2 separate regions of the Homo sapiens genome follow, and region 1 is linked to region 2. Evidence: read pairs that join two places in POLR2A ChIA-PET (ENCODE). Cell type or tissue: CD4-positive, alpha-beta T cell. All regions are shown on one strand. Links, peaks and the distances in the headings refer to the core of each region. The heading gives the core; the rest is flanking DNA.

Region 1 (2,916 bases), core at 100-2,599, 190 kb before region 2:
ATTTTTAGTAGAAAGACGGGGTTTCACTATATTGGCCAGTCTGGTCTCAAACTCCTGACCTTGTCATCCACCCGCCTTGGCCTCCCAAAGTGCTAGGATTACAGGCATGAGCCACCATGCCCGGCCAGAAAAACTGGTTTTTAAGCAATTACTGTATTTAGAAAGTATTTTCTACTTGAAAATTTTCAGTTAACACTTACATAGAGTCACAAAGGTCATAATTAAAATCTGTGTCCCGGATCCTAGAAAGACTGATAGCAGCATCCCTTTTCTTGGAGGACGGAATATATCACCATGAACAAGTTTCCAGCCAAATTCTTCCTGGGCATCTTCCTAAAAGGGGAATGAAATCAGTTCGATTGTCTCATGGTATCAACAAGACAACTATAGACAGTTTGTTCACTGTTGAATATGCTGTTACAGAAAACAGGTTTTTTTTAAACTTAAAAATGTTAGTACCTATTTCAATTTTGAAGAATACAGCTTGACTCATGGAGCTTAATATGGCTTTGCTGAACTGTCTTATATGTCAGTTTCTTAAATTTATGACATTAAGGTCTACAAATATACTTATTGAGAAACTTTACAAAGACAATGTGATTGCTACCTAATTCTACTCTAAGTCAAGCTTTGTGATCTGACTTGATGACGATTTTTAGTCACATTCTATCCTCTTCATCCTACTCTTAATGATCTCCACAATAAGCAAATGGCATTAGCTCTCATATTCTAGCTACTTTGCTAATACAGTAAGCATGGATGTAAACATTCATTGAGCACCAACTATAAGCTCGGCTCTGTTTAAAACACCAGATACCACAGTGAGTGTAACAGAAAAATTCCTACTCTCAGGAGTACATGATCTCATTGGGAAGGCAGACAATAAACAAAATAAGTCAGGAAAGTATACTGTACATTAGATGGTAATAAGCGCTGTACAGAAAAACAGGATGTATGGGTGTGTGCAGGACAGGATGTAACATATGTGATGGCTGGGAGGGGTTCAATGGGAAGATCACATTTTGTAAAGATCGGAGGGAGGTAAGGGAACTAGCCATGTAAATGAGGGGCAGACCTTCTTAGCAGATAAAACAGTGAGCTTCGTGAAGGCTCTGAGGTGGAAACCTATGTCTGCCTGGTCTGAGGAACAGCAAGGTAGCCGGCACAGGTGCAGCAGAGTGCTGAGGTAACGTGGGGCCTTAGAAGCCACTGTAAAGCCTCTGACTCTTGCTCTGACTGAACAGAAGTCCCTGGAGGGCCGTGCTCAAGAGTGAAATGATCTGACTTCTGTTTGAGCAGTTTCACTCTGACTGCTGTGCTAAGAGATGGGAAGTAGGACAGGGTTGTGGAAGCAGAGTCACCACTGGCCTGGTTCCACATGGCAACGCTGTGCAAATTAAGATAAAACTCCATTAACAGCAATTATGTGGAACAGCCAATTATAAACAGAGTATTTTAAAATCATTTTAATATTTAATAAGACATAAAATCAATAAAAATCATAGGAAAGAGACTATAGAGTACAAACGTTAAAAGCTTATGAATATTCATATATATTTTCCCCAATCAGAACAGGTCAGAGAGGTTGGGGGACAGGAGGCTGAAGAAGCTGGGGGAAGAGAATACAATAAAAACCTGAGTTTTTTGCATTCATTCCAAATTACTGTGATTCTTGTGAAAATTCTTTTATTATGCTGCCATGAAATGAAGAGTAGAAAATGTGTAACACTGTGCAACTTAAAAAGTTTGAGACTAAAGAGGCTGGAACATGCAATTATTTTAAATATATCAAAAGGTTGAAATGATACAAATTTGTTAAGATTAATTTTAAAAAATTAACCACACAAATAAAAATTGCTTAGGAGTTATTCCATTCAACTTTGTGGTTTCACAAACAGGTATGTGTCAGGGATGGAGAAACCTTACAGAGTTGTAACTGTGCACCTACACCCCACGCTGCACCAGTCCATTCCCACACAGGAGGCTGTGAACAGGTCAGCTCCCAAGGCTGTGCTGACTCCATTTCTATTTTTTTTTTTTTTTTTTGAGACAGAGTCTTGCTCTGTTGCCAGGCTGGAGTGCAGTGGCACGATCTTGGCTCACTGCAGCCTCCGCCTCCTGGGTTCAAGCAATTCTCCTGCCTCAGCCTCCCGAGGTAGCTGGGGCTACAGGTCCCCACCACCACACCCAGCTAATTTTTGTGTTTTTAGGAGAGATGGGGTTTCACCATGTTGGTCAGGCTGGTCTTGAACTCCTGACCTCAGGTGATCCGCCCACCCCGGCCTCCCAAAGTGCTGGGATTACAGGTGTGAGCCACCGCGCCCAGCCAAGAATATTAATTCTTAAGTATCACTTTCTTATTTGAAAATGTGAATTCAAGATAACTTTTGAGAAGAATTTTTTTGTTTTTGTTTTTGTTTTTTGAAGAATGTTTTAAAAGCAGATTCTAAAGCTATTATTTTACCTTTTTGCAAAATAACAATAAACAGTGTCCTTGGCAGACTAAAGACTAAAATGTTTCCACTTACCGTAGAGTCCATCTGATTATATCTAGCAATATCTTTGTGCAGTGTCCGTAACATAATCATAGCTACCATTCCAGATAAGAAGAGAACAATGACCAGGGAATTCATAATGCTGTAGAAATAAGCACATCATGAGTAATCTGTAGCTTAATCCTAGGAACAGTAAAACTCTTTTAAAAACTGTTTATTGAGTAACATTAAAACAGTCTTGATCAAAATCAAAATGAAAGCTATCTGAAATCCAACAAATTCAATGAACTGTGTTCTTTCATGTTTCCCTCCAGTAGATAAATAACATTATATACTTATCATAATACAGTTTCATAGTCTGTTTAGAACTAGAATTTTTTGGTACATGGTCAATATTATGAAATAACTACTGTGCCCAAAT
Region 2 (2,916 bases), core at 182-2,681:
ACAAGGAAGCATAGCAACTTGAAAAGAATCGTTTTCAAATCAAATTGCACCAAAAAGTGAAAGAGCATAGCCAAAAAGGAAAAGTGCTGAGGAGGGTGCCACGTGCCAGCTTGCTGTCTCTGAGGATGCTCGGGACACATGAGAATTCGCTCCCTTTGGATTCCTGGTGGACTCCTTTGCAACACACGTGCACTGCCCCTACCCCGGACACAGGGGTGGAGACGGAGGTAGAGAGTTTCCGACGGTGCTGCCTCCAGACACAATTTCTTGACTCTTCCTGACTGCACTACACATTTCTCCCAGAAGAGTGACCATCACATTTCACTGTAACTGACGCTTTCTACTCTAAGCTCAGGGAGAGGAGGGATCGTGCTGCCTTGGTCACTGTGGGACTCACCAGAGCCTGGCACTGCGTGTATTCTGCGGAATAGACGGTAATGAAAATGGTAGCACTGGTGAGGCCAAGAGGCAACAGGAAGCTTCCTAAGGAAGCTGGCCTGATGAAGGGGCAGTGACAGAAACTGGTCTGGTGGAGTGGCACTTGCACACATAAAGCTCTACTAGGCAGATCTTGCTATCTAAACCACAGAGGGAAAATCAACCATGCTGCAACATGCGTCAACCTCAGAAACGTGAAGCTCAGCGAAAGAAGCCAGTCATAAAGATCAGCTACATATGCTTCCATTTCTATAAAATGTCCAGAATAAGCAAGTCTACAGAGACAGAAAGTAGATTAAGTGGCTGCCTAGGACAGGGCGGATGGGAATGACTGCTAATGGGGCGCAGTTTCTTTTGGGGTGATGAAAAATGTTCTCAAATTACGGTATTTGTGCAATTAAAAAATACTAAAAACCACCGAACTGTACACTTCGAGGGGGTGAGTTATATGGTATGTGAATTCCATCAGCTGCTAAAAAATACATCAAGGACCAGTAAATACTTTTAAAACACTAAAAAAAGTTATTGAATTCAAAATACTTGATTAATGATAGGAACTCTCATGATTGACAGGGCAGATCTGCCTCCTGGTGCACATCTCAGATGATACCAAATGGCTGTTGCTGGGGGAGGATAAAGAGAGAAACAATTTTCACAGCCACAGAATGTTACCAAGTGAGGATGTGCAGCTAAACTCACTTTAACCAAATGCTGCGAAAGTAACTGAAAGCACGTGTGAGTATCGCTGAGCCACTCTGGGTGTCAGTAGCTTCTTTCCTTGCAGGCAAAACACAGAGGTGATAATCAACCAGTTAACACCGGGCAGCCCAATGAGATGAGGAGGCAGTTAAAAGAAGAGCACCAAGGACTCCTGGGCTTTGCTGCCAAATGTCCCACTTGGCTTGTACCAACAAGCAGGATTCATTCACACTGGGCTTCACCTTAGTTCTGCTTCTAAAATAGATGGAAATTTTACAGAAATGCCTAATGGAAAGTTTTATCCCCAAGTTTGTGTTGTGGTATATAACAGAATTCTCATCATCAGCCAACAGAGAGAGGATTGGCTCCCACAAATAACAGATGACCAGAACTAAGAGAGAATTCACATTTCCAGGTAAAAGGTTACTTTGAAAGCTGCTGGCTATATAACCTTCTACAGCAGGGACTGGCAAATATTTTTCTGTAAAGGGCCAGGTGGTAAACATTTTAGGTTTGGAAGATAAAGAGGCAAGAGATCAAAGATACTATGTAGTTACCTATATAACCATTTAAAATGTAAAACCTGTTCCTAGCTTCAGATTGTACAAAAACAGGTAGTTTGGCCCACAGGCCATCACCTGCTGACTGTTGCTCTAGAGGTTACAAGCTTTTACGAGTAATAACTATCAAGGTTGGCTCCTAAATTAGGACTCTCTCAAACTTCCTGAGAGCCACAAAAACAGATGCCCAATACTATGATAATAACTAATATCTGATAGAGCCTCTGGTACCTAAGGTAATTTTGTATAATTTTTTTTATCCCCAATGACAACAGTATTCTACAGATTGTGTATAGATGTCCCTGTCAACCCAGGATTGAGTCCCTAACTGCCCATTCTTGTTCTTTTCATTATATTACGCTGCTTTCTATTGTGAGCATGGCTCTGAAGAAAAACAACACTGTTTTCTTCCTTTCTACACTCACACACGACTCAACACAATATTCTGACACCAGATGTGCTGGGGGGCTTCATACCCCAAGCAGTGCTCCAGTGGACACCAGCAGGGTGTCCTATAATTTAACTCAATCCCCACACTGTCTCCCAGGAGATAACATCAGAGCCCACAGGTTAAGGGCCCACTCCCACAAGACTGCTCCCCTACTTCAGATGGCAATCGCCAGACCTAACCTGCGGTTCTAACCAACGTGCTATAAATGAGGGTTCCCGTGGTCCACTCCTTGGGTTCAGTTAATTTGCTAGGATGGCTCACAGAACTCAGGGAAACACTGACATCTACCCATTTATTAGAAAGGATATTGCAAGGGATACAGATGAACAGTCAGATGGAAGAGATGCACAGGGCAAGGCATGGGGCATGGCCCCTGCCCCTCTCTGGCACCCCCTGCACCCTGCTCCAGCACACATTCAGCAATCTGGAAGTTCTCTAAACCCTGTCCTTTGGGGGTTTTATGGAAGCTTCATTATGTAGATATAATTGATTATATCACTGGCCATTGGTGATCAACTCAACCCCTCTCCCTAATCACAGAGGTTGGGGGTGGGGCTGAAAGTCTCAACCCTCTAATCACTTATTAGTTCCCCTGGTAACCAGCCCCCATCTGAGGCTATCCAGGAGAGCCTGGACATCAGTCATCCATGTGAAAAGACACTTCTCACTGTGGGCGAAGGATTACCTAGGTGCCGAGGTAAGAAACTGAAGGCACAACTGTTTCAGTATAAAAAAGAAAATAGAGTAAGAGTAGTCATAATACAAATT

Evidence for each region. ChIA-PET counts read pairs that join two places held together with the same protein. Peaks named below come from ENCODE experiments on the same cell type or tissue, not always from the same donor. Only the 100,000 strongest peaks of a DNase experiment are listed, where the experiment ranks them.
Region 1: POLR2A ChIA-PET joins it to region 2 with 5 read pairs; 2 of 35 experiments call an interaction of 5 or more read pairs at or near these places.

Annotation. Positions count from the first base shown.
Region 1 is chr13:99,541,280-99,544,195 of GRCh38, reverse strand. TM9SF2 (transmembrane 9 superfamily member 2) reads right to left here. Exons shown (of 17, transcript NM_004800.3): 9 at 2,529-2,637; 10 at 201-333. Among named protein-coding and RNA genes, the nearest start is that of LINC01039, 34 kb to the left of the region's middle. RefSeq lists an enhancer at 886-945 and a silencer at 1,296-1,365. In CD4-positive, alpha-beta T cell, for the core only: no CTCF peak of the experiment used is centred there; a DNase peak (open chromatin) is centred at 1,205; H3K4me3 peaks cover 794 bases; H3K27ac peaks cover 2,094 bases.
Region 2 is chr13:99,350,186-99,353,101 of GRCh38, reverse strand. The region is part of intron 7 of UBAC2 (UBA domain containing 2); the gene reads right to left. It overlaps FKSG29 (a long non-coding RNA gene), which reads right to left and starts at 1,682. Exons shown (of 1, transcript NR_024013.1): 1 at 1,075-1,682. RefSeq lists an enhancer at 1,218-1,307. In CD4-positive, alpha-beta T cell, for the core only: no CTCF peak of the experiment used is centred there; DNase peaks (open chromatin) are centred at 601 and 1,121; H3K27ac peaks cover 2,500 bases.